Linked DNA regions of Homo sapiens: region 2 is linked to region 1. A link is an interaction called in ENCODE POLR2A ChIA-PET data of the cell type or tissue named here. Cell type or tissue: PC-9. All regions are shown on one strand. Each heading gives the region's core, and the rest is flanking DNA. Links, peaks and the distances in the headings are about the cores only.

The links. Peaks named below come from ENCODE experiments on the same cell type or tissue, not always from the same donor. Only the 100,000 strongest peaks of a DNase experiment are listed, where the experiment ranks them.
Region 2: POLR2A ChIA-PET joins it to region 1 with 9 read pairs; 5 of 35 experiments call an interaction of 5 or more read pairs at or near these places.

The regions. Positions count from the first base shown.
Region 1 is chr6:15,088,234-15,092,623 of GRCh38, reverse strand. No RefSeq gene overlaps it. Among named protein-coding and RNA genes, the nearest start is that of JARID2-DT, 150 kb to the left of the region's middle. In PC-9, for the core only: no CTCF peak of the experiment used is centred there; DNase peaks (open chromatin) are centred at 2,333 and 2,613; H3K4me3 peaks cover 1,872 bases; H3K27ac peaks cover 2,390 bases.
Region 2 is chr6:15,190,862-15,195,251 of GRCh38, reverse strand. No RefSeq gene overlaps it. Among named protein-coding and RNA genes, the nearest start is that of JARID2-DT, 52 kb to the left of the region's middle. RefSeq lists a silencer at 1,107-1,307. In PC-9, for the core only: no CTCF peak of the experiment used is centred there; no DNase peak of the experiment used is centred there.

The DNA of each region.
Region 1 (4,390 bases), core at 231-4,230:
CATATTGTGTGATAGCGTGTCCTGAACCCCATCATTACCAAGGAGAAGTGGGACAATATGTATGCCGGAATCTTATGAGCTTCTTCCTTCTTGAACCATGGCTGGTTTTCAACCTATAGTGATTGAAAACCTTCCTAGTGCTCTCTTTTACTTCACCAAACCTCCAACCTTCAACTCCTCTGACTTCTCCTTCTGTCCGGCTGCGCCGGCACGTGCTCCTCTTCTCCACATAGGCAGCAATTTGTGGTCTTTGTTCACAACAGATTCTCCTTCCCTGGCATCCCTGAAGACCTAAAGGCTGGAATTCCAACCTGCCCAGGGATCATTTCCTCTGGACATTTCCTAGGAATTTTCTTTTGTAAGCCCTGGAAGCATACAATATATTTTAGAAAAATTCCATTTTGTCAGGGCGTGATGGCTCACGCCTGTAATCCTAGCACTTTGGGAGGCCAAGGTGGGCAGATCACCTGAGGTCAGGCGTTTGAGACCAGCCTGACCAACATGGAGAAACCCTGTCTCTACTAAGAATACAAAATTAGCTGGGCGTAGTGGTGCACTCCTGTAATCCTAGCTACTTGGGAGGCTGAGGCAGGAAAATCACTTGAACCCGGGAGGCGGAGGTTGCGGTGAGCCAAGATCGTGCCATTGCACTCCAGCCTGGGCAACAAGAGCGAAATTCCGTCTCAAAAAAAAAAAATCCATTTCAAATGAATTACAAATTTAAAAAGAATACTTCTCTAGGCTGGGCGTGATGGCTCATGCCTGTAATCCCAGCACTTTGGGAGGCCAAGGTGGGCAGATCACCTGAGGTCAGAAGTTCAAGACCAGCTTGACCAACATGGTGAAACTCCATCTCTACTAAAAATACAAAAATTAGCTGGGCATGGTGGTGTGCGCCTGTAATCCCAGCTACTCGGAAGACTGAGGCAGGAGAATCGCTTGAACCTGGGAGGCGGAAGTTGCAGGGAGGCAGAAGTTGCAGTGAGCCAAGATTGTGCCACTGCACTCTAGCTTGGGTGACACAGCAAGATTCAGTCTCAAGTAAAAAAAGAACACTTCTCTATCATAGGCTGGGACATATTAGGCATGTCCCTTAGCTCGTCTATTCCTCCAGTTTTAAGGTGAGACAACAATATGGATCTCACAGGGTTATTGAAGGATTAAATGAGGTGGTCACCGTAGAGCTCTTCTTGTAGTATCAGGCCCCAGAAACTGCTCAAAAAACAGTATTTTATTTATTTATCTAGTTTTGAGATAGGGCCTCCTTCTTTCACCCATGCTGGAGTGCAGTGGCACGACCACAGCTCACTGTAGTCTCTGAGTTCCTGGACTCAAGTGATCCTCCTGCCTCAGCCTTCCAAGTGGCTGGGAGGACAGGTGCACGCCACCATGCCCAATTAATTTTTTCTATTTTTTGTAGAGACAGGGGTCTTACTGTGTTGCCCAGGCTGATCTCAAATTCCTGGGCTCAAGTGATCCTCCCGCCTCAGCCTTCTGAAGTGCTGGGATTACATGTGTGAACCACTGCACCTGGCCAGAGCACAGTATTTGTTATTAGTGAAGTAATATTTAATCATAGCCGGGCTTGGTGGCAGGTGCCTGTAATCACAGCTACTCGGGAGGCTGAGGCAGGATAATTGCTTGAATCCGGGAGATGGAGGTTGCAGTGAGCCGAGATCATGCCGCTGCATTCCAGCCTGGGTAACAAGAGTGAAACTCCATCTCAAAAACAACAACAACAACAAAACAAACAAAAAAACGTAAGCAGAGAAAGTAATTCAGAAGAGGAGACTGGACATTTTCTCTTGCTACAAAATACTTGGATCTAAGTATCTGAAATGATAATTTTTCATTATGTACCTCTCCCTGGAGCCTAGCTGTACGTGTCTTAAATTTGTGCTGAAGAAAGGACGCGGAAGAGTTAAACAGAGATACAATTTTTACCGTGTTTTGGAGGTTTTCCTCTTTGTTTAACATCAAAGCAGTCTGTAGTCCCTTTTGCCAGTTTATACATATTGTTGTACTCAAAGAAGGGCTGAAGGAGCTGAGCGGGCTGCTTGATTAGCTGTGACTCCCTTCCAGCCTGGCTTAAGAGACCAAATGGATTCTACCTCTTTAAGGTTTTAATGATAAGGAGGGGAATAAGAGGCTCCCTCCCTTTTCGAATGTAACTTTGTTGAGGCCCCGATAATAAATCATTTGTTCCCTCTAAATGCACTCTGGCATTCACACAGGCACACACTCTGATGGTTCCCACTTGAAATTGCTCATCAAGTGCAAATAGCTCCCAGCCTGGATGGCTGAGCTGCTCTCCAGCCTCCTCTCTCTGGAGTAAGAAGATTTCAGCTTGTGACCTGCCCTCGGGACTTGTGGGTGTACAAAGCCTGTGACCCAGGAAACAAAGTCAACGGCTCACTTTGTCCCCACCCCACCCTACCCCGTCTCCCTCCTACTAAATGCTGAATCTCACGAGAGAAGAAAACCAGCCACATAAAGGATTTGAAAGCTCAACTTGCTTTCCCACTCTGTTATCCCTGGAGTTGGCTTGGATTCACCCTGAAGCCTTCCCCCTCCCGGGGAAAGTTGCTTCACGTTGCAGCTCAGCAGGTTTGTCCAGCTACATAGGCTCCAGAAAACAAGAAGCAAGACTGGAAAGCTGGGGATGATTGTACGCCCTCGCCTGAATCTTACGTGGTTCCTCCTTCTTCCACCTGGCCAGTGCAGAGCCGTGGGTGCCACGTGGCCACTTCTGGATTGGGTTCCCCTTGGCCTGCCACCCTGTCCTTCTGCTTTCCCACTTTGCCAGCCAGAGTCAATTTGAGGACGCCAAGTTCTCCTCTCCATACAGGTGTGCAGCTGGGATAACCAATGATTAATGCATGTGTCTGGCAGGGCCTTCAGGGTAATTTGATTTGCTTGATATCTAGAGTGATCACCCCTCGTTCCATTCTCCTCCCTTTCTTTTCCTGAGTTTGTGGCAGTGTTTACCTTAGTTGGCGGTTTAAGTTGATGAATGACACTTGTTTCTGGTGTTTGTTTCTGCCCAAGTTTTAATTAAATTTTGCAAGAGGCTTCTGCAATTATGGCTCTAGGTCTCTCTCTCCCTCATCTTACCTCTGAAAAGTTATTGAGCATTCAGAACTTTTCCCAGTTTTCCTTTCTCTCCTCCTCACCGTCAAACTCCCGTGCTGATGGGCCGGCAGGAGGCCGCCATCACTGCAGCCATTACTCCTGGGTTTTATGGCCCGTGATGGCAAAAGCCACATCCTGCCCCTGACAGAATCCATTAGGCTGAGGAGGGAACAGACTCCCAGAAAGCAGAGCTTTTCTGCTGGAGGAGAGCTGTATTATGCCGTAGCTAATGGGACATTTGCAAAATAACCTTTCTAAGTAGATCCTGTAGGCACTCTCAAGGGGCTCTGATTCTATAAGGGAAGAGGTAGAAGCTGTGTTTGCTTGCTTTCCCTTTCTTGCTTTTTTGCTTTCTTGCTTTTTCTCAGTTTCTTGCTTTCTTGCTTTTTCTCTCTTTCTTGCTTTGTTGCTTTTAAGCTTTTGGAGGAGAAAGCAGCCTCTGTATGTTCCAACTGAAAGAATGCCCACACGGCTGAGACAGCAAGAGCAGTGGATTAATGGACTAGGAAATAGATGAACTAAACCAACCCTGGGTTACAATCTGCCTGCAAAGTTGAGATAACATTAGAACAAGTGTATCTGGTTCAATTTATGGTGGGACCACAGTTAGTTCCAAGAAGTAAATGGAACATGCTTCTGAGGTTGCAAAAATTGAATTGGCTAAGTTTCTTCAGGTACATTACCCACCTCCTTTTGTTTTGGTTTGCTTAACGTACTTTTAGAAAACTCATAAGAAAGGTATTCTGTATTAAAAGAGGAGAAAAACGTTTTATTCTTAAGAAAAATTTCGGCTGGGCATGGTGGCTCACGCCTGTAATCCCAGCACTTTGAGAGGCCAAGGTGGGCGATCGCCTGAGGTCAGGAGTTCGAGACCAGCCTGGCCAACGTGGCAAAGCCCTGTCTCTACTAAAAATACAAAAAATTAGCTGGGCATGGTGGTGGGCACCTGTAGTCCTGGCTACTTGGGAGGCTGGGGCAGGGAGAATCGCTTGAACCCAGGAAGTGGAGGTTGCATTGAGCTAAGATCGTGCCATTGTACTCCAGCCTGGGGACAAGAGCGAGACTCCATCTCAAAAAAAAAAAAAAAAAAAAAAAAAGAAAGAAAAATTTCAACACTGGGTGCCGTGGCTCATGCCTGTAATCCCAGCAATTTGGGAGGCCAAGGCAGGCAGATCACCTGAGGCCAGGAATTTGAGACTGGCCTGGCCAACATGGTGAAACCCTGTCTCTACTAAAAATACAAAAATTAGTCCAGTGT
Region 2 (4,390 bases), core at 79-4,078, 100 kb before region 1:
CAAAGAAAAACAACAAAACACAATTAATTAATTAATTTTTTGAGACAGAGTTTTGCTCTTGTTGCCCAGGCTGGAGTGCAATGGCACAATCTCAGCTCACTGCACCCTCAGCCTCCCAGGTTCAAGCGATTCTCCTGCCTCAGCCTACTGAGTAGCTGGGATTACAGACACCTGCCACCATGCCTGACTAATTTTTGTATTTTTAGTAGAGTTGGGATTTCACCATGTTGGTCAGGCTGGTCTTGAACTCCTGACCTCAGGTGATCCACCTGCCTCCCCAAGTGCTAGGATTACAGTCATGAGCCACCGCACTTGGCCTAATTGTAATTAGGTGAGCTGGGCTTGATGGCGGATGCCTGTACTCCCCTCTACTTTGGAAGCTGAGGCAGGAGAATTGCTCGAACGTGGGAGGCAGAGATTGCAGTGGGCCAAGATCACGCCACTGCACTCCAGCCTGGGTGATAGAGCAATACTCCAGCTGAAAAAGAAAAAGAAAAAAGAAAAATTAGGCAAGCATGGTGGCGGGTACCTGTAATCCTAACCACTCACTCAGGAGGGTGAGGCTGGAGAAATGCTTGTACTCTAAAAGTGGAAGTTGTAGTGAGCTGAGATTATGCAATTGCACTCCAGCCTGGGTGACAAGAGTGAAACTCTGTCTCAAAAATTAAAAAAAGAAAGAAAGAAAGAAAAAAAATGTCAAAGGAATGCACAAAGAATAAGAATAAAAAACTAGTAATAATTATATTTATACAAATGAGTGAGAAAAATAACTTTTTTTTTTCTTTTTTGAGATGGAGTCTCACTTTGTCACCCAGGCTGGAGTGCAGGGGCGTGATCTCTGCTCACAGCAACCTCTGCCTCCTGGGTTCATGCGATTCTCCTGCCTCAGCCTCCCGAGTAGCTGGGATTCTAGGTGTGTACCACCATGCCTGGCTAATTTTTGTATTTTTAGTAGAGACGGGGTTTCTCCAGGTTGACCACACTGGTCTTGAACTCCTGAGCTCAGATGATCCACTGGGCTCGGCCTCCCAAATTGCTAGGATTACAGGTGTGAGCCACTGTGCTTGACCTCTTTTCTGAACTTTTCTATGAACCACTTCAACTCAGACTTCCTTTTATTTGTGTACATCAGCAGCTTGAGGGAGTCTCATAGGAAACACTTGGGGAAATAGTGGGGTACACTAGAACGTGCTGCTGCAGACATTGATCAAATGGATAAGGTTCCTGAGTACTATTGTGGTTCAGAGAGGGGCTGGAGTCCTAGCTTGTCCATTATCCAGCTGGCAAGTTAGTCACCTCTGAGAGCCTTAGTTTCTTCGTCTGAAAGATGGTGATCACAGCAATACCTTCATTGCAGAGTGGTTTTATAGTAAGGAATAATGATAAAATAAGTTCTATTGTTCAGCACATAGTAAATACTTATTAAGACTGTTATTTTAATTATTCAATGAGAGTAATTGTAGTAGAAATTTAAGAAGCTAATTTCCTTTTTTTTTTTTTTTTTTTTTGTGAGACAGAGTCTTGCTCTGTCGCCCGGGCTGGACTGCAGTGGCGCAATCTCGGCTCACTGTAACCTCTGCCTCCCACGTTCAAACGATTCTCTTGCCTCAGCCTCCCAAGTAACTGGGATTACAGGCATGTGCCACCATGCCCGGCTAATATTTGTATTTTTAGTACAGATGGGGTTTCGCCACGTTGGCCCAGGCTGGTCTGGAACTCCTGACCTCAGGTGATCTGCCTGCCTCAGCCTCCCAATGTTCTGGGATTACAGGCGTGAGCCACTGTGCCCAGCCTAAGAGGCTAATTTCCATCCAGAAATGTATTATTTGTTTTTTCCTTTAATTTTTTTCCCGATTAAGCAATGCATATTCACTGAGAGAAAATTTGGGAAGTACATTATTTAAGTGTAAAGAAGCATCAAAGAAAATTTTCTAAAATCCCACTATATAGAGGCAACTGCAGTTAGCCTTTTAGCATACTTTGTACCAGTTATTTTTCTATAAAAACTTTTTTTTTGGTAATTTGCATGATTAAGATTATACTGGTTATAGCCTTTTGAATTTTGCTTTTTTTGTTGTTGCTTAACATTATATCATAAACATTTTCCTATATCCTCAAAAAAAATCTTTGTTAGCATATTTTTAAATGAAATTGCTTGTTAGTCTACTGCATTGCTATAGGGTGACCAACCATTCCCACTTGCCTCAGTTGGAGAGGGTTCTTGGGATAGAGAACTTTTATTGGAAAGTCCTGTACAAACTAGGATGAATTAGTCACTCTACTTTTATAAAACCTTATAATTGGATAATTAGGTTGTTTCTATTTTTTAACCTTATAAACAGCACTAATATGAATTTTTTTTAGCAATAATGGCCTTCAAAATTGTTTTATAATAACTATTCTCCTACAAGTTCTTGAGTGAAGAGACCATATCTTTTGGCCTAGATTTTTCTTTTTGGCCTAGATTTAACCCACAGGTCCTGAAGCTCTTATGTAGATGATCAATTAAATATGGTACTAGTCAACTGGCTAACTATTTAGTGCTGTTGAAGGTTAAATTATGTTCACCCCAAAACCATGTTGATGTCTTAACTCCTGGTGCCTGCCAATTGGACCTTACTTTAAAATAAAGTAATTGCAAATGTAGTTAAGGTATGTTCAGGCCAGGTGTCGTAGCTCATGCCTGAAATTCTAGCACTTTGGGAGGCCGAGGCAGGTGGATTGCCTGAGCTCAGGAGTTGGAGACCAGACTGGGCAACATGGTGAAACCCCATCTCTACTAAAAATACAAAAATTAGCCAGGCATGGTGGCACGCACAGGTAATCCCAGCTACTTGGGAGGCTGAGGCAGGAGAATCACTTGAAACTAGGAGGCAGAGGCTGCAGTGAACTGAGATTGTGCCACTGCACTCCAGCCTGGGCGACAGAGAGAGACTCCCTTCCAAAAAACAAACAAACAAATAAATAAACAAACTAAATAAAAATAAAAAAATGCTCCTGTAGTCCCAGATACTCAGGGGGCTAAGGCATGAGAATAGCTTGAACCTGGAGGCAGAGGCTGCAGTGAGCCGAGACTGTGCCACTGCCCTTCAGCCTGGACGACAGAGCGAGACTCGGTCTCAAAACACACAAACAAACAAATAAACAAACAAAAAAAAAGCGTGGTGGTGCGTACTTGTACTCTCAGCTACTTGCAAGGCTGAGGCACAAGAATCGCTTGAACCTGGGAGGCAGAGGCTGCAGTGAGCCAAGATCACGCCACTGCATTCTAGCTTGGGCAACAGATTGAGATTCTGTCTTATAAAATAAAATAAAATAAAATAAAATAAAATAAAATAAAATAAAATAAAGCTATATTCAGATGATTTAGGGTGGACCTCCTAAATCTAATATGTGTAGTGTCCTTGTAGGAAGAGGAGAAGAGACACAGAGACGACACAGAAATAAGAGGGCCACGTGAAGCCACAGACACAGAGAGCAACGAAGCCGTGTGATGGCAGAAGCGGAGGTTGGAGTAAGCAGCTGTAATACAGGGAAAATACAGGGAAAATCTGGAATTGCCAGCAACTTCCAGAAGCTAGGAGAGAGAGTGTGGCCCTGCTGGCACCTCAGTTTGGAACTTTTGGATCCCACAACTGTGGAGAATAAGTTTCTATTGTTTGAAGCCACCCAGTGTGTGGTAGTTTGTTGTGGCAGCCCTAGGAAAGGTGTCTTTGGTGAAAATGGAAGAGTCATGCCATAAACCCAGCGTCATGCATGTGGCTGTGTGTACACAGAATGCTTCCCAATTAGTTTGTATTTTCCATTCCCTCTTTTGCTCCTAGCCTTTGTTTTAAGACGTACTTCATTTCTGCCCTCATTCTGGAAGTGGCCTTCCTTGAAATGAGGACAAAAACTAATCAAATTCTCACCGGGCACGGTGGCTCATGCCTGTAATCCCAGCACTTTGGGAGGCCGAGGCGGGTGGATCACAAGGTCAGGAGTTCAAGACCATCCCGACAAACATGGTGAAACCCCATCTCTACTAAAAATACAAGAAAATTAGCCGGGCGTTGCTGGTGCATGCCTGTAGTCCCAGCTACTCGGGAGGCTGAGGCAGGAGAATGGCGTAAAACCCAGGAGGCAGAAGTTGCAGTGAGCTGAGATCATGCCACTGCACTCCAGCCTGGGAGACAGAGTGAGACTCTGTCTCAAAAAAAAAAAAAAAAAAAACACTAATCAAATTCTCTTATCAGACTTTTTAATATTCTAAAATGATGTATGACTTTTTTTTCTTCTGGATGCTTCTTCACAGTGAGTAGGAAGACTCCTTAAATATTGCTAGTCATGTGCTTTGGTATTTCATGAGTGGCCATAAATTGATGGGTCCTGGGGTTATTGGTCATATTCC